Linked DNA regions of Mus musculus: all the other regions are linked to region 1. The links are chromatin loops, found by intact Hi-C in ENCODE. Cell type or tissue: heart. All regions are shown on one strand.

The links. Peaks named below come from ENCODE experiments on the same cell type or tissue, not always from the same donor. Only the 100,000 strongest peaks of a DNase experiment are listed, where the experiment ranks them.
Region 2: it touches region 1 in a loop (2.3-fold over the local background); 3 of 42 quality-filtered maps call a loop at or near these places.
Region 3: it touches region 1 in a loop (2.3-fold over the local background); 12 of 42 quality-filtered maps call a loop at or near these places.

What each region holds. Positions count from the first base shown.
Region 1 is chr13:46,720,788-46,728,787 of GRCm38, reverse strand. Nup153 (nucleoporin 153) reads left to right here and starts at 939. Exons shown (of 22, transcript NM_175749.2): 1 at 939-1,428. The coding sequence starts at 1,315. It overlaps Gm46412 (a long non-coding RNA gene), which reads right to left and starts at 4,103. Exons shown (of 2, transcript XR_001780928.2): 1 at 3,274-4,103. In heart, a CTCF peak has its summit at 4,209 (motif pointing left); DNase peaks (open chromatin) are centred at 757 and 1,397; H3K4me3 peaks cover 4,011 bases; H3K27ac peaks cover 2,415 bases.
Region 2 is chr13:47,037,849-47,045,848 of GRCm38, reverse strand. Tpmt (thiopurine methyltransferase) reads left to right here and starts at 2,632. Exons shown (of 9, transcript NM_016785.2): 1 at 2,632-2,745; 2 at 4,270-4,450; 3 at 5,653-5,745. The coding sequence starts at 4,326. Kdm1b (lysine (K)-specific demethylase 1B) reads right to left here and starts at 2,350. Exons shown (of 21, transcript NM_172262.3): 1 at 2,179-2,350. In heart, a CTCF peak has its summit at 3,351; DNase peaks (open chromatin) are centred at 1,408 and 2,598; H3K4me3 peaks cover 2,772 bases; H3K27ac peaks cover 2,107 bases.
Region 3 is chr13:46,666,416-46,674,415 of GRCm38, reverse strand. It overlaps Fam8a1 (family with sequence similarity 8, member A1), which reads right to left and starts at 4,939. Exons shown (of 5, transcript NM_001033192.3): 1 at 4,161-4,939; 2 at 3,087-3,207; 3 at 747-870; 4 at 24-163. The coding sequence starts at 4,830. In heart, a CTCF peak has its summit at 4,193; DNase peaks (open chromatin) are centred at 4,335 and 4,925; H3K4me3 peaks cover 2,606 bases; H3K27ac peaks cover 1,797 bases.

The DNA.
Region 1 (8,000 bases):
TGAAGCAAATATATGTTTACTAGGGATATATGAGTCACCCTTAATGTGTGTTGATTGCATAGGTCATAATTGCAACCATTTACTGCGTTTCTTGTATACCAGGAAATCTACTGGGTGCTCTCTACACAGACGACCGCACTAGCTCCCCACAACTTTATAAGGTAGATTTAAATAGTAGAGTCATCCAAGGTCAAGTTTGTAAGTAGTGAAGCAACTCAGAATGCCAGCACGGTGTGTGTTGACAACAAAGCCCTTATATGTTTAATGAAACAGTAATGAAGTTGTATTTTTTGCTTTCGTTGAGACAGAATCTCACTATGAAGCTGAGGGTAATGTGTAACTAGCCATTCCCCTGTGTCTGCCTCCCAAGTGCCAAATGCCTTTCCTACTTTGTTTTTGGCCTGGGGATCGCGGCCACGGTTAATTTCAACGCGGTCTCCCCCCCCCCCCCCCCGGATTGTGATGCATTATGGTTCTTTGATTTTACTGTTTACTTCCATTCGGCTTATAATTGATGAATGGGAGATTACAGTATTCGTGTCGAGTGCCCTTCTGAATCTAAACAAGCAGCCAACCGCCGCCAAATGACCCGGGCTTTGTGCCTCTGCGGTGCTCCGTGGGTGTCCTTCCGCTATAGCCTGCCTTTCCGAGAATCCGCGTTCTGGCCAGAAAAACTACATTTCCCAGAGGCTCCCACGACAGGGAGCGCGGGCTCGGCCAACCCTTCCTTCCTTCACCCATCCCCCCCCGCATTGTCGCAGCGTGATGACGCAAAGCGTCGGTCGCGGAGGAGTGACGGTGTTCTGGCTCGCGACCGGGGCGGCCGCCTCAACAGCGGTAATAGGCGCAAGAGCGGCGGCGGCGGCGACGACTGCAGGGACGACGACGGCGGCGGCGGCGGTGGGGCGGGCGCAGCGCGCACAGGGGGAGGGGTTGGCGGGCGGCGCCAGCGGCCTGGACTGCGGCAGCGACGGCCAGGGCGACTGAAGAGGAGCCTCTAGCAGCGGGCGGTCGAGCTAGGCCTCAGCGGCGCCCGGAGCTGCTCGCGCCGGCCTCGGCGGGAGATCTCCATAGAGACGGTGACAAACACAGACGCGGGGGTCCGCACGCGGCCGGCGCTCCTCAGCCACCTCGGGGCCCTCAGCCGCCGCCACCGCCTTCCTCGCCGCCGCGCGCACTCTCAGTTCCCGCTCGCTCCCTCGCGGTTCTCGCTGTGTCTGTGTGTCGCCTAGGGCCGGGCGGGGGAGGCCCTCAGGCCGCCGCCTCTGCCTCTCCCGCCCGGGAGCGGTAGTGGGAGGCCGCCCAGGCTCCGCCATGGCCTCGGAAGCCGGAGGCATAGGAGGGGGCGGCGGCGGCGGCAAGATCCGGACTCGTCGTTGCCACCAGGGGCCGGTGAAGCCTTACCAACAGGGGCGACCCCAACACCAGGTACGGGACCGGTACGCCGTGGCGACTGGGCGGCTCCGGGCGGTCTCTTTGGGGGGCGGTGCGAGGACCCGGCGGCCCCACGTGGAGGGGACCAGAGGGCCTGAGGCTGGACCCGGGTGGCGACGGGAAGTGGGTAGAGCCTGGCCGGGCCTGGCGGCAGACACGTGGGATGCGAGCGGCCTCTCCCAGCCCTCCCGCCCAAGGGCTTTCCCTGGCGGGCACAGGGCGGGAAAAGAAATCTCAGGCTTCGGATATTCGGGCTGCTGCTGCTGCTGCTGCTTCTTCTTTTTTTTTTTTTTTTTTGGCGGGTTTTTGGGGGTTAAATGGTATTCCTCACGACCTCACGAAGGGAACAAGGGAAAGATGTGGCAACAGGCCCATCCGCTGGCAGGCTTTTTCTTTCTTGTGTTCCCGGGTTCAGGGTGCGCGGGGAGATTAATCTGCCACCGCGGCCCGGAGAGACTTGGGGAGGGGGCGCTGTTACCCATATCGTGGAATAATTTCGGTTTTAGACGCGTTAAATCATTAATGGTAGTCCGGTCCCCTCGTCTGTCTGCTTGGCCTTTCCAGATCGGAACACACTGGTTTAGCTTCTCATCCTTTCCTCTCTTAACTGAGTTATAGTTATGTGGCACTGAGGCGTTTTGAAAGTCCCTCGCCGCTCTTACGTCTGGTCTCTGATGCGTGGTTCTTCCCTCTCTTCTCTCCACCCCGCTCTATATACTGAAGACCAGAATCATCCACTCTCTACAGTTGACCAGTTCTTCAGCTCTGATCTCATACACCAAATATTTTTAATACTGGGCGTTTTCTAGAAGTTTAAGGTATTTCGGGCTCACCAGGGGTGTTACTTAAGCCACCGTATGCCTTCTTTGGGTGTTTATAAAAATGTCGATTCTTGTTGTAAACGAGATAGTTGGTTCAGAGAACACTTTCAGTTATTAAAAATTGTGAGAATTAAAACGTTAAAAACTCACTTTAACGAAGCCACTTTTTAAAAGTAGGAAGTGTATATTTTAAGCTTACTGAAGAAGGGCTAATATATAACTTGTTGCATACTCTTAAATGTAGACTTTTTGTTTATTCTGGCTAGTGCTAAAATTGAATACTTGTTGGTAATGTTAAATTATATCACTTTTGAGATTTTTAAAATAAAGATAGGGAAAGTTTTGAATAGAAACAGCTGTGTTTTATGTACTAAGAAGTTATTTGTCATTGCTTGGAAGCCTTGCAATATTACCATTTTCCCTGAATGCTGAGGAGCCCGGGGTCTTCAGAAGCAGACTTTAAGATTAAAATCAGGTCACAAGCCTGGCCGTTTTACTTTGCCTAATACTGTACAATGGACATTAAGGCAAACATACTCTTATACTAAGAGTAATGAACCACCTCTGATTGCTTGAAAACAGTTTGAGCAAAGAAATGGATGGCTTGGATAGAGTTTAAAAAGAAGCCAATATTATGTATGATATTATGATAGAATTTAGAAAGAAGCCAAAGTTATGATCACAGCTTATTTTAAAATGTATTTAGGTTAAAAAAAAAAACCAAACTAATTTGAGAGAGAAGTGCATTCAACTAAAACCAAACATGTTTTAGAGCTGGTACAGATTTCAAGCTGTATGGTTTTAGAGCTCAGTAGTTCTAAGACATGTTAGCTTCTTGCCTCAGTCATTTAATTTAAAATGTAAGTACATCTTAATTTGAACTGGAATTAAAGATAACTCTTTTTTGGTTAGCAGATTTAATTTTGGCAGAATTGACCAAAGAAAAAAGTGTTTAGGCTTATATAAAAGTATGCAGCTCAGCTTTTGTTTCTGTCTTAAAGTAAGTAACTAGTCTTACCTCGGACTTAGTGGATGTCATTGTCCTCTACTAGCCGAGCTTGTCAACTGGTTGTTTTGCAGCAACTGCTGAGTCATCATCTTGGATATATCAAGGAGTTTCATGACATGGCATGTTTCATACTAATGCTTGATAAGTGTCCATGGCCTCTTGGCAGACTGAAGAGTTGTGTTAGACTCAGAGTAAGCAGGCTGGTGCTTATTGGTGAATGCAGGACAGCAAATGTCAGGCCAAGGAGCTAGCTACTGCAGTCACCCAGTACCTGTGACTCCTGTATCATGTTCAGTTGATTTCTGATTTCCTGTTTTGACTTCTGGTTTAGGTCTTCTGGGAAATGTTTAAACTTTAGCATTTTTCTACTTTTAACTTTCTTCCTTTTTCTTTTTCTTTTTTTTTTTAAAGCCACCTTGCTTGAAGTTGTGGAGCTAGAAAGATATTGTCTTGATCAACCAGATAAAGGTCAAACAGTTACAAGTAGACATAGTTGGGCAAAGAGGTACATACCTGAAATCACAGCTGCTAAGGGGCTGAGAGGCCAGGGGACTCGGAATTTGAGGCCAGTCTGGGCTTCATAGTGACACTAGGCTAGTCTGAACTGTAGAGTGTCTCAAGAAGTGTAGAAGCAAATGAACAATGCAGGATGGTTATTTTCACCATTAACCAACTACTCAACTACTTTGTACTTTTTTTGGAGGGTGGGGACAGCGTCCTGGGTAGCTCAGGCTGGCCTTAAACCAGAGACCATCCTGCTTAAATCTATTGATAACTAACCCAGATACTTTTAAAATTGATTATTTTTCTAGTTGGGAGTTCTTTTCTCCTGTTGAGTCTCCTTTCCCATTTTCATTGTGTGTAGCAAGGCCTGGAGGATAAGCTGGTTGCATTTCCTAATACACTTGATCTCATGAGCAGAACTTCTGGAAGAATCTGTTGCCACCTCCTGGTGAGACAGAACCATTTGCTTTTTTCCCTCCCCTCTTTTGGTGCTAAAAGACTTTCTGGCTTGGAGCTAAGGGAATCTACCTTTCATCCTTACAGAAACAGGCTGGCTGATAGATAGCCTGAACATCCTGGGTTACTCACAACATTCAATTGCTTAAAAAGCTGAGGTAGAGGAGGGATTCTCCTTTCATCAATATTTTAGATGTTGATGAATCCTTTTTATAAAGAAACAAAGCTGTTTTGAGGCTCTGTGGCTGTAGTTTTTTTTTGTTGTTGTTTTTTGTTTTTTTTTGTTTTTTTTTAAGAATCTTTGGCAAATGTTAAAACCATTTTTCCCTTTAAGATCGGGTCAAAGGCCCACAGTCAACTGAGTTTGTAGAACTGGGTTTATGTGATAGGATACTTTTTTTATTTTGGTACTTTGTGATTTTTTTTTTTTTTTTGACACCAATAAGTGTGTCCTTCGTAACATTTGTCTAAAGAGTATTCTCAGCTTTGAAAAGAGTAATATTTCTCAATATTTTATTCATTCCAGATACTCAAGTTTTATTCTTTCTATCTCAGATGATTATAGAAATAATTGCTTTAAAAATATTCTGATGAAATTAGAATAAGTTTGAATCCTTGTTCTGCCTGAAGAGTTGAATGATGAAAAATTCTGCTTAATTTTGTCATCTATAAATGGAAGATTACCAAGAGTTAAATGACATAAAAATGCCTCAGATGGTATAGAACTCACATGAAGTTATGATTAAATAGAGCCTTGACTTTAACATTTTTAAAGTGGTCTATGCATTTTGCTGTCTTTTAGAATTAGCGGTATTTTTTCTTCCTCTGGTTACTTTTCCAAAATTCAAAATTTCAAAATTCTTTTCCAAAATCATACTAAACTTAAGGTCTTTTTGGTTTTTTGAGACAGGATTTCTCTGTGTAGCCCTGGCTGTCTTGGAACTCACTATGTAGACCAGGCTGGCCTTGAACTTAGAAATTCACCTGCCTCTGCCTCCCAAGTGCTGGGTTTAAAGATGTGTGCCTGCCTGTCTTTGTTTATTTACCAAGTGAAAGTTAAACTAAAGTGATCTAAACTATTGATTGATGGATAGGGATTCCTCCCTTTCCCTACCTTGTTAAACAGTTGAATGTGGTCACTGACTTAAGTGAGGAAGGATAGACTATGAGTCATCCTGTTTTCTAAGAAGATAGATTACCTTAGTCCCAAACTAGAAAACCTAGCACCAAAACTTTATCACAAAATTTGATAAAAGTCTAGCTTTATCACAACTTTTTAAAGGACTTTGTCTTTTTCTTGAGAAGTACCAGTCACTTAAGTATGTAGGTAGAAAGTTCCGGCTTGACTGATAAATAGAAAGTGGATTCTTTTTGTCTGTCTGTCTGTCCATCCATCCATCCATCCATCCATCCATCTATTTATCTATTTATCTATTTATCGATGAGCGATATCAGCTTATCTTAACCACTTAGCACTTTTCCTTACCAGTTTTTTTTTAAAGATTTATTTATTATTATATCTTTAAGTTTGCTGTAGCTATCTTCAGATGCACTAGAAGAGGGCTTCAGATCCCATTACAGATGGTTGTGAGCCACCATGTGGTTGCTGGGATTTGAACTTAGGACCTTTGGAAGAGCAGTCAGTGCTCTTAACCGCTGAGCCATCTCTCCAGCCCCCTTACCATGTTTTTAATATGACACCAAAAAAGCTCCATTTATGTCTCCATTTCTTGGAAAGTCCTAATGATACAAGTGTCTAGCTTGAAGAAAAATGAAGTGTTGGGTCAGATGCCACTAAAGATAGCCATCTTATTATGTGCAGGATATTGAGAACATTGTAATAATTCTGTATTTTCAACTTTATATTTCTGATATAGAGCTTCCTTTAATATGTCTGGCCTTGGTCTGGTTCTGTCTGTGGTCAAAAAGCAAGAAAGTATATTTGCGGTCTTGATGTCAGACACAATTTATTGTTAGAAAAAGGGTAATAAAACACCTTTCTCAACTATAAATCTATTTATTTGATTGTGCTTTATCTTTTTCATAGTGTGGCTTGAGAAATTCTTAGTCTCAGTATTAAAATGTGAGATATGAGATAGCTCTTATGGGAGTTTAACTGCTATGGACTTAATGGGTTGTGCTTCTTGTTACATTTTAAGTTTTTTTCTTATTATTTTCAAGAGGCTTGCTTTTACTATCTTCTTACATATGAGTCTATATATGTGTGCGCGCATTTGTGTGCTGGTGCCTGTGAAGGCCCAAAGAGGGTATCAGCCTCTGGAGCTAGAGTTATGGGCAGTTGTGAGCACCCTGACAGACTGCTGGAAACTGAACTTGAGACTTCTGAAAAACAGCAAGTACTCTTAAACACTGAGCCATTTCTCCAGGCCCTTATTTTTACTTTTGAGGCAGGGTCTTCCTATAGTCTAGTCTGGCTTGAACTCACTATATAGCCCAAGCTGGTCTTGATCTTTAGATCTTTCTACCTCAGCCTCTTGAGTGCTAGGAGTGCTAGATTTAACAAGCATATGAATGTTACTGCCCAGCCAGTGTTGTAAGTTTTGAAGGGGGTGAAAATAGGCTACTTGGGAATATTTAATTCTTTAGCCAGAAGAATATTTTTAAGTGACTGGAGAACTTGGACTGGGCAGATCGGGTAAGTTTAACAGTTTATAAAATATGGCAGTGCCTGAGATTTGTAGTTTAATTTGGATGAAGGGGCCTTGAAGAAGACTCAGGTCAGAATGAGGTATTAATGTAATATAGGGGTCTGAAAGGACTAGTGGAAATCGAAATGGAGTAATTTGGAAGAGTAAGGCTTGGTAAACTGGTGCTGGACTTAGTTTGTTGTCATGGTCACGGAGCCAGTGAAGTTATGAAAGATTGTAGTATTGAATGCTATTTTATAAGGATAATGTGAATGGAGTTGAGTGAACTTAAGTAGAATGGAGTAGAGAAACAAGATACTGACCTGGAGAAGAGACTTGTGTGTGAAGAATCAGACTGAGGAGTTGGTCAAATTGAGAAGTTGCCTTCTGGTGAAAAGAAAGTGACTCTAGGCTAAATCGTTCTCTCCCTCCACCCCCAGAGTCTCTTGTGAACTAAGGTTAAATAGAATATGAAGTACTGTGTTCAAAACTGCTGTGACTTGTATATGGGATTGGGCACTGAATTACTTTTACTATCTTTTGCCAAATGAAGAAACTAATCCTTAAGGCAAGAACACCAGTGGATTTATAGTTTAAATCTGAGGATTTTCTCCTTTCAGTTTCAATTTAACTTCATTATTTTTAACTACTTAGTGTAGCCCTTGCTTATAGTGCCACAGGTAAAATCAGCTCTATTTTTAATGCACTATGAATTTTGCATAGGGGACTTTTGCTTTTTATGTAGTTGGCTTTGTCATCACTGTAGAGGGTGTTTCTGTTTACTCTGCTGTAAGATGGTTTTTCACCTCTTTGAGGGGAAGAAATATACAGAACAGTAGAAGTTGTTAAAATGGATAAAACTGGAAGTCTTAAATACAGTACTTATGTGTTTTTATTGGATTTTATTTGGATGGTGGTTCTTTGCAATTTTAGAGTTTTTTTTTTTTAATTAAATTTTAAAACATTGTCAGATTGTATCCTCTTCCTAGGGAAACTCTTCAGTGAAAACCTGGAGAACTTTCCTCTTTTCCTAGCTCTCTTCTTGAGGGTCTTCTGTAGCTAAGGCTGGCCTCTTAATTCTCGCCTTCATTCTCCATGTATTCATTATGTACCATGTGTGTAGAGTGC
Region 2 (8,000 bases), 320 kb before region 1:
CTGTTAAGCACTGAATGTAGCCTGCATCTTACTGATGCTTAGTCCTTGGGTCTTCATTAGAGCGAAGGGAAAACAATGTGAGTTGCGAGTTTGCAAACTAGTGTGTTTTAAAACATGCTCCTAGAAATAAAGTATTATTGTAACAAGCACAGTGAACCCTTCCCTACCTACCTGGTTTTCTTGTTAGCACGGGGATTTTACGTGGATCCCTGGCCACTCCAGCTGTTGGCAATCTTCCTGCCTGTGTCAAGAATGCTGGGATTGCAGGTGGAAGCCCTGCCTCTGGCTGCTCCCTCCCACCTGGTTCTTCAGTGAAGACACCTAACTGACTAGAGTTTCGTGGTCCAAGTTTTATAAGTCTATTTCTTCCTAATTTTAAATGAAGAGTTTTAGTTTTCTTTTGGTTAAAAAAAAGTGTTAAAAGTGAATATACATGCAAATATGTCAGTATTTAGAATTATGTTTAAATAACTCCCAGGTGTTCTGAACGTAGTTTATTGAAGAGTTTAAACACCAACACATAAAATTCATAAAAACTGGAGTTCAAAAGAATCGAAAATAAGAGTAAAAATTTACGGTGGAGGCAGCATTACTTGTAAGAACAGGACAAACTACTAGAAACTTCTCTGTTAATGAAAGAAACTGAAATCTCCATGGGTCATTTAAAATAGGCAAGCTGAGTGCGTCATATTCCCAAGATAAACTGAGTTACGGAAATACAGACCCAGTGCTATAATTTAATATTCAACACCCAACCCAATAATTCAATTCTTAATTCCCTATTGCCCTGCGTCTTTTCTCAACTGTTCCCCGTGTGGAAGACAATTATTGACGAGAGAATTTTCTCACATACCCTCTGAAGAAAACCTCCGAAAGGATTCCACAATATATTGTGTAAGCATTCAAAGCAGATGTGGTTGGTGGCTTTGTATTTGCTGCAGAAAGGCTGGGGCAGAAGGATTGCTTTGAGTTGGGAGGCTGAAGACTAACCAACGCTTTTTGAGCTGTGCCTGGGTTAAGAAAGGGATTCCCCACACCTGGCGTGGTCTGCTGCTTGCTCGAGAACTTGGGCCTCGGTGGCTGGGTTCCAGATCACTCAACCCCAACTTTCTGCAGCTGGGCCTGCTTCTCTTACAGGCCAGCTGCGCCGACTATCAGCCATATGGACCGGGACCTGGTGGTGTGCAATCCCAAGGAAGGCTTGCTTGAGCCCTCATCAGCGGCCCTCGCGGCAGATGCCCAAGGTATCCGCTACACCAGCGAACCTGACGGCGCCTCGCTGCCCAAGGTGGGGATCGCAACCTGGGATCCCTCCTCCTGGCCGCGGTGCTCCCACTGCCCCACACAGGAGCCCAGCGTGGGGTTTCTCCTCACCACCACAGAGCGGGAAGGGAAGCCTGGGCCCCTCCTACCAAGCTTTGGGGATTCCCGACCACCCTGAGTGGGGAAGGCAGTCTGGTGTCCCCCCTCCTGGCTGCGGGGTTTCCACGTCCCTGGTGGGAGCACAGTATAGGGTCCCTCCTTTTGGCTACGGGGTTCCCTGGTCCGCAAGTGGGACCGCAGCCTAGGGTCTCTCTTCGCGACTGGCGGGGGGTGGTTTCCACGGCCCCGAGTGGGAGCCCAGAGTGGGGTTCCCTCCTTTGGGCTAAGAGATTCCTACAGTGGGGTAACTCCTCTACGTTAAGGGGCTCCTACAGCTCCGGGTGGGAGCAGAGAAAGGGGTCCTGCCTCCATGTAGATGGGTTCCCTACAGCGCTGGGTGGAATCCCAGAGTAAGACCCCTCCTCCAGGCTGCGGGGTTCCCATAGCCCAGAGTGGAAATCCAGACTGGGGTCCTGTCCACCCGGTCCGCAGCTGGTGCCGGCGCCAGAGTGCCAGGTGCAGCCGCCGCCCAACTCACCTCCGCCCGGCCGAGGCGCAAGCAGCTCCCTGCAGGGTTCCAAGAGAGCGACGAGTGGGAAAGCCCGCGGCGCCGCAACCCCGCAGCCCAGCGCGGGAAGCCCCGGCTTGCACAGGGTCCCCCACGCCACCCCTTCCAAACGCGGGACGCCGGGGAGCCCCGGGGAACGCGCGCGCCTCCAGACCAGGCTCAACACACAGCCGGCCGCTTTGTGCGGAGCTGTCACCCGAAGCCCGCCGCCACCCCCAAGCGCGCCCGCGTGAGGCTCGAGTCCCTACCTCAGAGCGCTGGCCAGGGGGCGAATGCTGCCCTGGGCTGCACCGGGCTGCACCGGACGGCCTGATCCGCACTGCCAGCTGCAGCAGCTCGGCCGCCGCCGCTTCCGCCCCTATCACGCCGTGACCCGGAGTGGGAGGAGCGCACAGGCCCAGGGAGCAGGAGGGTCCCGGCGCTCGCCCCGCCCCGATGATTTCCGCCACTGCGCAATCTCGGCAGCTGCTAAGGGCGGGGCCCTACGCGTTCTGGGCGGAGACCTTGCTTCGGGGCGGGGCTTAGGTTTGAAGGTGGGGCCTGGGCGGCCTGGGTGGGGTCACAGGGTCCTGGGAGGGGCCTGCGCGCCCTGGGCGTGGTCTGCACGCTGGGCGGAGCCTGCGTGTCCTGGGCAGAGTTCTCACGCCCCGGGCAGGGCCTATAGGACCGGAGCCTGGATAATCTTTTCCGGGGTGGGATCAGACCACATTGGGCGGGGCCTTCGCCCCTGGGGCGGGGCCTGTGAGTCCTTGCACAGCTCCCGGCTTACAAAGGCGGGCTAGTGTCTGAGAGGTAAGCAGCTAGCTGCAGCCAAGGTAAGTAAGTTCTCAACCGGTAGTAAAGGCGGTCATCTGCTAAGACTGTGTGAGCCTGTTACAGCGTTTTTTCAGAATGGGGCTCCCGAAAAGCATGGATGACCCAGCTACTTGAGTCCCGAAAAGGGGTTCCGATAACCGCAGCAAAAACTGGGAATAAATGATCAGACTAGAAATGCTTTGAGTCCGATGTATTAAGTAGCCCCTTGCTTAGTGGTGTGTTTCAGATAACAATGTCCACGTGTAAAATACTGAGCCATCCTGGAGATTTGTGGACTTCAGTGAAGTTAGCTTTTCAGTTTAATGAAATTCAAAAATAAAACTAAAGCAGAACCCAAGCATTGTTGTGTACGAGGAAGCTGAGGCAGGAGGATCAGGGCGAGCTAGAGGTCAGCCTGTACTATATAGTGAGTTCTAGATAGACCCTCTGTTAAAAATGAAAAAAAAAAATCCTAGGCAGAAAAAGATGTTTTTTAGGTAGGCATATTGGACGTAAACGTTTGTTAGTGGGAGTTATTGCGGATCTGTCTTTTCTCAACCTTGTACTTTGCACCTTTATTGTTTTTAGAATTTTTTTTTTTCTCAAAAAATGATCAGTGAGCACCACTCTGAGGCGCTGTTACAACAGCTAAGTGGTTGTGTTTAACAGCCCCAGCTTCGGTGAGGTAGAGCTGGGTGGGCTAAAGATCTTTCTTCTGTGTTCAGGAGAGCCCTTGTTTCTGTAGGGCACCTTTGGGCATCACAGCTTCTGATAGAGAGTGGAGATGGGAGGAGAGCGATTCTCTTGCTTTTCTGTATCCACAATAATCCCATACTTCCCTCCGACCTCTCAGAATGCTGGACTCTGCCCCCTGACATGAGCATCAGGGAAAAGCCTTTTGTTAGCAAATACTTGGCTGTGAAGTGCATTTCCGTTCCCAGAGTTGATGGGGATGGTCCTTCTTTAATCCTAAGCACAGAAGCTAAATCATGCAACAACAGGACATTTCCTTACATTACTGCCTTTGTGACATGTTTGCTGGTTCACAGATTCAAGACATATGATCACCAATGATTTAAAGGGCAGGTTGGAACTGTGGAATTTTTTTTTAGTTTTTTTTTTTTTTTCCTTATATGAACGAATGTCTTGCCTGTATTGGATCCACTGCAACGGGGTTACAGACAGCCACGAGACACCTTGTGGTTTCTGGGAATTGCACTGGGTTCTTTTCAAGAACAACAAGTACTCTTAACTACTGCTGGGATTGAAGGCATGCTGCCATTCATATCTTATTTGTTTTTGAGAGAGTCCTGCTACGTAGCCCTGGATGGCCTGGAATCTACTATATAGATCATGTCGGCCTGGAATTTGCAATAACCCTCTTGCCTCTATCTCCCAAGTACTGGGGGCATGTGACGACTCTCCTGTCTTTAATGCTGATATGTGTTTTTAAAGCTATTGCCCTAGGTAGAGGGTTTTGTAGCGTTCATTAATAGAATCACAATGTTCCTGAATGACATCATTGTAGATGTCTTTCCACTTAGGCACTGGAGACACCAACCTCAGAGACAAAAATTGTCTACAACCCGTGGATGGTACCATGTCCCTTGATATGAAAGAGCACCCTGATGCTGAGGTACAAAAGAACCAAGTACTAACCCTGGAAGACTGGAAAGAGAAGTGGGTGACCCGTCACATCTCATTCCATCAGGAGCAAGGGCATCAGTAAGACATGTTTGGTCTCTGGCAGAGAAATGCTTTAATCAGAAACTGACTCTAGCGGGTGTGTACCTTGGTGGGTAGAGAGACCTTAGCATGAAGGAAGGTCTTGGTTTGTTCTGCAACACTGAACAAAACTGGGCGCAGTGGCATATGCATGTAATATCAGCGTTTGAGAGATGGAAACAAAAGCATTAGAAATTGAAGCTGCATAAGTGAGTTTGAGGCCAGTGCTAAGCTCCAGGGAGAGAGAGAGGAAAGAAGAAAAAAGAAACTGACTTTGAAATAAAAGTAACACACAAATACATTATTGCATTTCTTTTCAGACACACTGTCATCTCATATCGTTAGGGAATCACAAAGCACCCATAGCACATCATACTTTGATTTCTCTCAGTGTGCAATAATCTGATTTACAGATATATGAAATATATCTTCTTCTTAAAGCTCACCCTCACTTTGTTCACGTTGGTCACAGGTGCTTATACATGCAGCAGATACTGAAACAACATCTAACTTTCTGTCTCCTTATGTTCTAAAGCAAGGGCAAGCAAGGGTGAGCTCCCACAGGCTGCCTCAGCAGATATAGGCACTTGCCACATACCCCTACAGCCTGGGTTCTGTCCCTAAACACCACATGAAGGAAAGTGAGAACTGACTCTTGAAAGCTGTCCTCTGACCTCCAGACATGTGCTATGACATGGGAACATCATACATGTGTATGATAGATGTACACATAGACATATACACACACACCATAAATTAACTTAACTAAAATTAAGGAAAAAGTTAAGTTTATTGAGAGAATATTCTCTGATATTTTGAAAATACATAAATTTAGAGACCCCTCTTCTTAACATCACTTTCACGTAACAACAAAAATAAGAATATAAATATAAATGTAGACTTTTCCAAATGTATTTCTCAAGGCAACATAAGCAGTTTTTACTTTCCAGTCATGAAAACTCCAGGTTGCTAGTCATATGTAATACTAAGTAACTGCGTAGTGAAGCAAGTAACTTAGCTAACCTGTTTCTTTGAGTGTAACCCGGAGGTTGTAATAATTAACATTACCTGCTTGTTACAATGTTGAGAGTACTGAGATAATGAATGCAAAAGTTCAGAGTGTCATAAATTCTCCTCTCCCCTTTCCTGTGATTCTGGGCTAGTTAAAGCAAGCATTGTGGTAACTTTGTTCTCTTCCCCAGGCTGTTGAAGAAGCATTTGGATACATTTCTTAAAGGCCAGAGTGGACTGCGAGTGTTTTTCCCCCTCTGTGGAAAAGCCGTTGAGATGAAATGGTATGCACAAGTGAGCGTCAGCTAGTTTTGGCAGAGCAATTCTCAGGATGAATATTTAACAGAGTATGTGTAGGGTTTTTTGTTTTGTTTTGTTTTTTTTAAAAAAAAGATCTGTTAGGTATACACTATAATAGCAGAACTTGGGAGATGCAAGAGAATCGGGAGTTCAAGACCAGCCTTGGCTACATGTAAGTTCAAGAGGGCTGCTGGACTAGGGGAGACCCTGTCTCAAAAAGGCCGGGTAACCTAACATACAAAGAGCAACAAAATCCCATTCTTAGTAAAAGAGTGCCTTTATTTTTAGGTGATAGTTATAAAATTAGAGATACTATCTCTAAACAATAAGAGGACAAACTGAATCAGGAATGACCTTGTCTTTCTATATTTTGTTTCAAAGGCCAAAAAGAAAGAAAAAAAAAAGTAAGAAAAGGAAAAAAACTGTTGGGGGCGGGGAGGGCAGAGGGGCTGAGCAGTTAGCAGAGTTGAGAGAGCCCTTGCCTAGCATGCACAGGGCCCTGGGTTCTGTTTCCAGCATTACTTAAAACAAGGTGGTGTGCACACCTGTGATCTTGGCAATCAGGAAGTGAATTAGTTGGGAACCAAATGGGAAGCCTCGCCTCCTTTTTCATGTCTCCTGGATCTTTGTATGTGATTAACGCTTATAAGCGGCTGAGCAGTTTCAGTAATGATGGCTGTTTGAAACAGAAGGCAACAAAAAACACGCTATGGTGAACCCTTTTTATCAAGGCAGTGTTGATAGTGCAGAGTTCAGCTCGGCTCTCCCTTCCTCCCACGTACAAATAGGAGATTTTGTTATTGTGAACTGCTGTTATAAAACTAGTGGTTCCTATAAGCAGTCCTCTACAAACAGAACTCACAAGGCACTGTTCCTACAAGGTTAGCCTGAGTCACCACCCTAGAGATTATTTTTACACGAAATGCTACTGCCAACGATTAATGCACAGCCACAGCCACGTCCTCCAAGAAGTATGGTTACTTAAAAACTGAAATGTTAAAAAACGTAAATGTTCACTAAGAGGAAAGAACAAGAGATTGGTAGGAAATGTTAATAAATGCAGAATAGCCTTACTTTAAAATGTTCTGCCCACTATGGAAATACAGCTATCTACTCAGCAGGCACACATGCATCTGGATTTTATTCTCTAATAGAGTAAAAGTTTTATAAGCCACACTGGCTCAATTTATAGCTAAGCCTGCCCTCTGAGGACACAACATACCCAGAGACATACACATAAAGAAAAATTTAAAATAAGCAAATAATATTTTATTTTTATTTTTTTTTAAAGCTGAGTTCTGACATTTATTTATTTATTTGGTTTTTTTGAGACAGGGTTTCTTTGCCCTGGCTGTCCTGGAACTCACTCTGTAGACCAGGTTGGCTTCAAACTCAGAAATCTGCCTGCCTCTGCCTCCCAAGTGTTGGAATTAAAGACATGTTTTATGTTTTAATGGTCTCTCACCAAACCAGAAGAGTGACTTTGAAAACTATGAGAAAATAACTCTAGAAATGGTAACTGCGGCCAGAGCGCAGAGCTTAGGCAACATTAATGAAACCATATAGCTTGCTAGCTGGGTGTGGTTACTGAATTTTTAGGGGTCTCAATCCATTTATATTTTTTAAAAAATCAAGGATTTGGGGATGTGATTCAATGGCAGGGCACTTGCCTGATAGCCACAGGCTCAGGATTCATTCCCCTAAACTGCAAAATAATAACTGAGATAAAAATGCAGAGTCAAGCTACTGTCATTGCATGTAAGTTGCCATATTCTAATACCAGTACAGAAGTACTTTTTACTTCTGTAGCTGACCTCTGTGTATGGACAGGCATTGGGTATGAGCACATCAGCTAACCAGCAGGAAGAGGTCAAAAAGCATTCAAATGAAAGAGGAACGTTATTTTAGTGTTTCCCTTTTGCCTTGTTTGTATTCCGGGCTACCCTGCATGTGTTGACTGGGCAGTAAGTACAAAGACATCCAGTCAACTTGGATAACTTCTTTGTTTGTATTTTGTAACTCCAGCAGCATGCATGGAGAATGAAAGAAATCGTCTCTATCTGCCAGAGTACAAATCCCCTGGGCCGTCTGCGAGACAAGTTACTAGCATGTTCCCTTTCTAACAATAAGGAGCCCACGTTCTGCCCACAGTGGGAGCGTGTGCTCTTGCGTAGATAGATAATAGGTACACTCTGTCTCGTTCCCAGTTAATAGATGAGAGGAGCATCACGTGATCATC
Region 3 (8,000 bases), 54 kb after region 1:
ATTAAGCTAAGCAAAGGACTTACGTAGTGATGCTAACATTTGAGGAAGGAATTACTAAAACCCGACTTGGAGCAATGAGTACTGATGTATCACATGTCACAACTCGAAGCCCTAGCAGGAACTTTCCTGGGGTAGCTCCCCCTGCTCCCCAAATGCAAATTATCTAAGGAAAAAAGGATAATTGGAAAACAGTTTACTAATTTTTCTAGTAAGTTACTTCATGCTTTATAAGAATGACATGTTGGAGGGCCAGGTATGGTGGCACACATCTTTTTTTAGTTCCAGTACTTGGGATTTCTGTGAGTTTAAAGTCAGCCTGGGATACACAGTTTCAAGCCAAACAGGGCTATAGAAAAAGGTACATCGGATGTGCTAATTACATAGAATACTAGAAACTTATCCATTTAAGCTGGCTTAGCACATGCCATCTCGGAACTCCAGAGGATGTGGAAAGATGACTGACATATTTGATACACAACACACACACACACGTCCGTAATATGTATATCTCTGAACTAAAATCTGCTTATGAATGAAATGTTATTTCTAAAACTGAAATGTATAACAAGGCATCTTTTTTCCAAAATTTAGTATTTAGGGTTTTTTTTTTTACTTGAAAGTGTTAATTTTAAAAATTATGAAAACTCAATGACAAATATTTACGAAATTTGTAAATTGTCATTTTTTTCCTAGTAGATAATTTAAAATACCATTAAAACGGTTACTTGCTCCAGTTAGCAGCTTACCTCATAGAAACAAACTAACAACCTGTATATAAGCGCCACAATCATCATTTTCTGCAGGTCTTCCATTGATGTGTCTTCATCAATCTCTTCTATTATATAGTGCATGGCAAACTTAGAGATGTCCCTGCACAAAAAGAAGGGTTTGGGGTTAGAAGGAATTAGCTCCTAAGTCAGTTTTGTACCATTTTCCCATAATTAGGTCATAAAATTTAAGTGAAATTCTATGCTATTAGGTTCTCACCAACAAAGTGCATAAAATACCCATTACTTTATTCAAAAAAATAACAAATACCTAAGTAAATTAAAGCAAAAGCATGGTTGTGATTGTGGGGTAGTTTGTACCTCAGTGGTAGAGCACTGCAGAGCAAATAAGATGCCAGCCCTGATGATAGGGCAGTGACTGGTTTGTAAACTCAAACTTAATTGGGAAACCTCAGTTAAGAAAATGCCTCCATCAGATTGGCCTGTAGCAAGTCTATGTGACATTTTCTTGATTAATGATGGATGTGGGAAGGGCCTAGCACACTGTGAGTGGTGCCACCCCTGCGCTGGTGGTCCTGGGTGCTATAAGAAAAGCAAAAGCAGGCTGAGTAAGCCATGAAGAGCAGCATTTTTCCATGGCTTCCGAATCAGTTCCTGTCTCCAGGTTCCTGCCCTGACTTCCTTCAGTGATGGACTACAAGCTGTAAAATGGAATAAACTCTTTCCTTTCAAAGTTGCTTTTGATCATGGTATTTATCACTGCATCAGAGGGCACACTGGCACAGCAAGGGATACTAAAAGTATCTCCTCAGCTTTCACAGAGATTCTAACCAAGCAAGGGAAATAGAACAAAAATAAACTGGGATGCCAACCAGAACACCACAGAAAACAGACCAGTCTTCTCAGAAATGACATTTCTAAGTGCACAATACAATACAAAGAATGAAGAGAAGCCAGCCAGACTAAGAAGCAGGAAGAAGCTCCAGGCAGGAGAGAAAGCCTTGGAACAAGTGATAGGGCTCAATTTCATGGTGTAAGGAGACTGAGGAGAATGTGGGCATGTTAAACCATGTAATGAAATTCAGACTTTATCTTGTCGGTAGAAACTACAGCAGCATGTTAAGGCTGGAGAGGTTAAGTTCTGCAGCTTTTTTCTGCCCTCCAAATAAATAAATGTAAACAATAATAATAAAGGCTGTGTTAGGGGACAGGCAGGAGCTACCCAACACCTGTCGGGGGCCCAAGGTTAACACTACTTTGTATCTTGACTTTTCTATCTTCTTTTCAATTCTGACATCGTCTCATAAACGTAAATAAGTGTCTCATAGAAAATGCTTAGCAATTGGGAGCAGGCATTATCCTAAAACTTGAGTTTCTCAAGTAAATGCCATACTTTGCATTGAATCTGCTCAACTGAAAACAACCCCACTGAAATTGATTACTAAGTCCACCTACCACAAGCTCTTTGTGCTCTGAAAATTGTGTGTGTGTATGTGTATACAAATGTATGCCATGTGTATACATGAGGCTGGAGCTGGAGTTAGAGGCAGTGATAAGCTGCCTGACATGGAAACTGAACTTGGAGCCTCGGGACAAGCAGTGAGCACTCTTAACCCCTGACCACCGACCCAGCCCCTCTGTGCTTTCATGGCAGAGCCTTCATAGGCCAATAAGAAGGAAACTAACACATTCCTGGCCCAAGAGAATGGTTAATAAAAAAAACAAGCCAGGTCTGAAGGCTTCTTTAACCTATTAAAATCTTTTTTGAGATAGGATTTAACTCTGGCTGGCCTTGAACTCACGGAGATCTGCCTGCCTCTGCCTCCTGAGTGCTGGAATTAAAGGAACATGCCACCAAAGCCTCCCTCCTTTTCCCTCAGATTTTAAACAACATACTGAAGTTCTTTGTTTCTTTCTTAAAACCAAGGGGCTTGTGGTGATAGCTCAGTGGGTAAAGTGTTTATATAAAATGTCAGGACCTGAGTGCATCCCCAGAATCCATCTAAAGCCCAGGACACCTATATACCTATGTAGCACTGAGAGGGAGGACCAGTGATCTTAGGGACTTGCTGGCCAGCTGGTCCAGCTGAGATGACAAGCCCCAAGTCAAGTGAGAGATCCCACCTCAAAAAAATATAGGAGAGATTAGAAGATAACCAAAGTAGACCTCTTGGTTACATATAAACACACTTAAAAACAACCAATAGGGAAACAAATAGAACTGGTAAAGATTTCATAGAGAAGTCTTGGTCTTGGACATCCATCCATTACCCAGAGTTACTCATGAGCATGTACAGAATTTACAAAACAAGATCCCTAAATGACAGCTCCAGAATTTTCTGACTGTTCTTAACTTACTTTATTCCACTGAGATGCATGATGCTCAAGACAATGGTTGCTTTTATAAAGAAGAGAATAAAGAAATCCACCATCTCTGCCATAAATCTGTGGGCCAAGGATGGAATGACATACTCTCTACCTGGAAATTGGGAAGAAGAAGAAAAAAAATGAGTTACACAAGTTTAAGAACCAAGCCAGATAAGAAAGCGGCAAAGTAAAGTCAAGGTCCAACTAAACTTTTTAAGATTATAGCTTTGCATCAGCCAACGGCAATGATCCCATCAAGAGATCCTGTTTCTAAAATATCTAATAATGAGCTGGACATGGTGAGCTATGCCTGTAATCCCAGCATTCCAGCCCCAGACTCAGAAGACTGGCTGCAAACTTTCCTACGGTTTGCTAAGACCAGTGACTACACATCATTTACTAGATGATATTCATGACCAATAGGCTTGAGGCCAGTCAAAGCTCTCTAGACTCGTTTTGTAATCATGTCAATCGCCTTTCAGTTCCACTGTCTTTACACGGCCCAAGTCTTGGTGATTTCTAGTATTCTAATCTCGAGCCTCCCAACAGCGGGCTTGCCACCCAAGGCTAGCTTTGGATCTTTCCAGAGCCTGAAGATTACAGAGAGGATGGTTTGATAAGCATACGTCTCTACACACAAGAAGGGCTAGTGTCAGGAGTAAGGGAACCTACTAGCCGTGCCAGGTCTTAAGGGAAGGACAATCAACATTGCTTCACAGTACGTTTTTAGAATTTAGGGCCTGGGCAAACCATAGCTGATGTATGTGGGAACTATCAATGGTAGCAGCAGCTCCCCGGTTATATTTTTTCAGGAGCGAGCATACTTGTTCAATGATCCTTCAAGAGACCCCTCTGGCTAGTACAGACCTGTCTTATTCCAAGTTTGAGGCTAGCCTGGCCTACATACTGTGTTAGCCTACACCACAGGGTGAGATCCTTCCAAAATGTTAGTGGTAGGAATGGCAGTGATTTTTTTTTTTTTTTTTTAAAAAGGACCTCGACTCTATCCCTCCTCCATCCTACCCAACACCCCCCACCCCACCCCCGCGCCAACCCCGATCTCACCTGCCTGCCGCCCGGTGTCGCTGGCAGTCCGCGCAGGGGCTGCAGAACCCACCCTGGTCCCGGGGGCCGCCCGGGCCGATGGCTGCACGTGCGGGGCCCGGGCCGTGAGGCCCGCGACAGCCGTCGGGGTGGCGCCGCCCGTGGCCGCCCCCGGCCCGGGCCCCGCAGCGCTCAGGAAGTAGAAGGGGTTGTAGTACGCCAGCTGCGGCGGCGGCGGTGGCGGCGGGGACGACGGCGTCGGCGGGGACGACGGCGAGGGGACGGCGGGCTGCGGGGCGGTGGCGGCGGGTGGTGGCGGGCCGCAGTAGGCGGGCAGGGCGGCCAGGCCGCTGTGCCAGGTCAGGTAGCCGCAGTAGGACTGCCACAGCCATTCGTGCACCTGCCGCGAGTACTCGCGCGCGCTCAGCCGCCCCGGGCCGTCCGACGCCTCGCAGTCTCCCGCCTCCGGAGGCTCCGCGCCCGTCTCCCGGCGCTTGCGGAGCTCGCACTGCGGCTCGGGCTCCGACACTGCCGAGGCGACGCTCGCGAGGGCCGGGGACCGGGGGGCGGCGGCGGTGGCGGCGACGGTGGTGGTGGGAGAGCCTGGCTCGGAAGGGACCGGCTCGTGGTCCCCGCCACTGCCATCCTGCTCCGGAGGGCGGCTCCGGGCTTCCTCGGGCCCCTCTGCCATCGTCGCCCCGGAGGCCCCCTCCGCGCTGCCTGTCAAGGCGCCGTCGCCCGCCCTCGGCGGCCCCTCCCCAACCGCTCGCTCGCTCGCCACCACAGCAGCAGTGGGCGTCAACAATCCGCCTCCGGAAGCGGAAACCCCACCTCTCCGGCGCGCCAGGCTTGGGGAGCCGGGCGGGCGGTTGGTGGTGCTTTGTGAGTTGGTTCCTGGGCTACGCGATGTTTCTCGGGGGTCCTCTGTGGTACGTTTTAATCATAAATTGTGGCATATTCGGTAACGTAACGCGTCGCGGCATCGCACAACCACGTGTGCGATGCCGAGGACGTGGTCCTGGACACTGTGAACGCATCCATTTAGGCTTACGTCTGTGAGGCATTCGCCACCACTCTTGAGAATTCTAATGAACTCCATTACCAAGGTCCCTAGAGAAGATCCTGTGGGGTTAGGACATGATTGTCCCTTGTGAAACTGCATCTGACTCACCAGAATTTCCACTCCTTCAACCACAGTATTTGTTTCTTGCTTAGCACCTTAGTCTGTGTATGGTTTCGTCTTCTTTTCATCTATATGCAGCCTCCCAGATACTGATAACCTTAATACACTTTGCTATGTTAATAAGCCCAGTTAGGGGTAGTTGTGTGACTTTGAATTCCCAGGACCATATAAGGAATCTACAAGAGCCAAATACTATGAGAATATTGAACGATTATTGTGCTGGCTAATTTTATGTCAACTTGATAGAGTCTAGAGTCATTTGAGAGGAGGCAAGACCAATTGAGAAAATGCCTCTGTAAGATTGGGCTGTAGGCAAACCTGTAGAGCATTTTAAATTAGTGATTGATGTGGAAGGGCCCAGCCCACTGTGGGTGGTACAACTCCAGGCTGCTGTTCTGGGTTCTATAAGAAGGAAGACAAGCCATGGGATGAGCATCAGCTCCTGCCTCCAGGTTCCTGCCCATTTGAGTTCCTGTCCTGACTTCCCTCAGTGATGGACTACAATGTAGAATTGGAAGCCAAATAAACTCTTCCCCAACTTGCTTTTGGTCCTGGTGTTCACCACAGCATGCCGCACCTAATGGCTTGAACATGACAGTGATGCCGAGAGTCAATCCTGTCTTTCCTCTGGGAGACAGAAAAGACATCACTTTTGGCCTTTAAGAAATTCATCTGCTTCAAGGGAAAATCTTCCATGAAACACTTGAACACCTATTCACGATCATCACTAGCAGCAGGAAACATAGCTCAACACCACCAGCTCTGCAACCTGCGACACTCCTTTCCCAGCTTCAGAGACCCTTATTTAGGTACAGACCAGATTCATTCATTCATTCTCTTCCTTTCTCCCTGTCTCTTTCTCTCTTCCCCTTTCTTTCCTTCCCTCCTTCCTTCCTTCTTTTTTATTTTTTATTTTTATTTTTTGAGACAGGGTTTTTCCATGTAGCTCTGGCTGTCCTGAAACTCATTCTGTAGACCAGGCTGGCCTCAAACTCACAGAGATCTTCCTGTCTCTGTCTTCTGAGTGCTGGGAGACACTCAGTAAAGGCACGTGCCACCACGGCCAGGCTGCAACCCAGATTCTTAAACTGTGCTGAAAAAAATAATCATAATGAGTTAGAGTCAAAGTTAGCTTATTCATAGGGGAAAGGACAGGCAATGGGGAACAAGTGTGGCCACTCAGGGAGGAATGCTGCACCTAATGGCTTTACCAGCAGCAGCTGGGGAGTGTCTTGGGGAATTTGACATTAGTTGGTAAAGCACTTGATCTATAAAGTTGAGAGAAAAATGGGCTATTGAAGGGGCACCAACTTCTCAAGACAAAGGTGATTTTATTACCCCAGAGAGGACAAGCAGGGGTAGGGTTGCGGTTGTCTCTGGATCAGGCAAAGACAGCAGTAGATGTCTCTGCAGGAGTGATCTTTTTAAGGAAAAAGGGGGAAATCTGTGCCAGGATGAGTTGTTAAGTCCCGAATGGACACATCAGCCAGTGTAGCTGAATAATGAATTTTGATTGCTGGACCTTGGTGTTTTAGTCAGGCATAAAGAAATAGCCAAATAAGGGAATGGACCTTGGTGGCTATCTTTAGGAATGTAACCTAACGGCTTAGTAAAGGAGAGGGAAGGGGAGAGGGCAAGACCTGCAGGTGCCATGCTTACAACACTTGGGCCTGTTAGAGAGCCCTTCAGTTATATTCATTTCCTTATGGAAAGGGGTTTCATACCTATGTGAGAATTTAAGATGGCCTATGACTGTACTAGCAGGCTTCTATGTAAGAAAGAAACATCTAAGACAAAACCATGGGTCATTCCAGGCCTATTAGTACAGGCATGTACTTCCAGTTACTCAAGAGCTTGAGGTAGGAGATCATAAACTCACAGCCAGCTCAGGTAACTTGCAGAGACTTCACACACACACACACACACACACACACACACAAGGTTAGTGACATAGCTCTTGAATATAGCTTACTTGCTGTGTACACTTTTCGTATAATGAAATCCTCAGACATTTAGGTCAAAACTCTTGTCTCTGACAGCAAGAGACATGACAATTCAGTGGGGAGAGGGAGGGTCCTTCTTCTTTCCCCCGTGTGTTCCGTGTGTTCCTTTCATATGGTTTACCTCGGACAACTTGGTTTCAAAATCAATTCTGAGGAAAGATTTTGTTGTTGTTTTGATGCCAGAGATAAAATTCAGTACCTTATGCCTTCTAGGCAAATTAATTTAAAAAATGTTGTAACTGTACTTAATGTATAATAAGAATTGTACAATAATAATAATTGTACATATATGATGTATGTGTATGGATATGCACGTGCTATGGTGCATACATGGAGGCCAGAGGACAACTTCGTGGGTTCTGTTTTCTTCTTCTACCTTCCTGTGGGCTCCAGGGGTCAAACTCATGTTTCCAGGATTAGGTAGCAATTATCCACTGAACCATCTCTGCCAGACTGCGAGACAGATTCCGCATCACTGAACCATATCCTCAGCTACTCAGACATTTTAATACTTAAATTAGAAGTCGTGCCAGTAGGGAGGCAGGAACAGCAGGAGTGGATTTAGAAATGTCTAAAATGAGGGTGAAATACAGTGATTATTGGGGATATGGACTTTATATTTCCGTAGTATGTAGCAAAGTAAAGACATTAAGTGGCTGGAGAGATGGCTCAGCG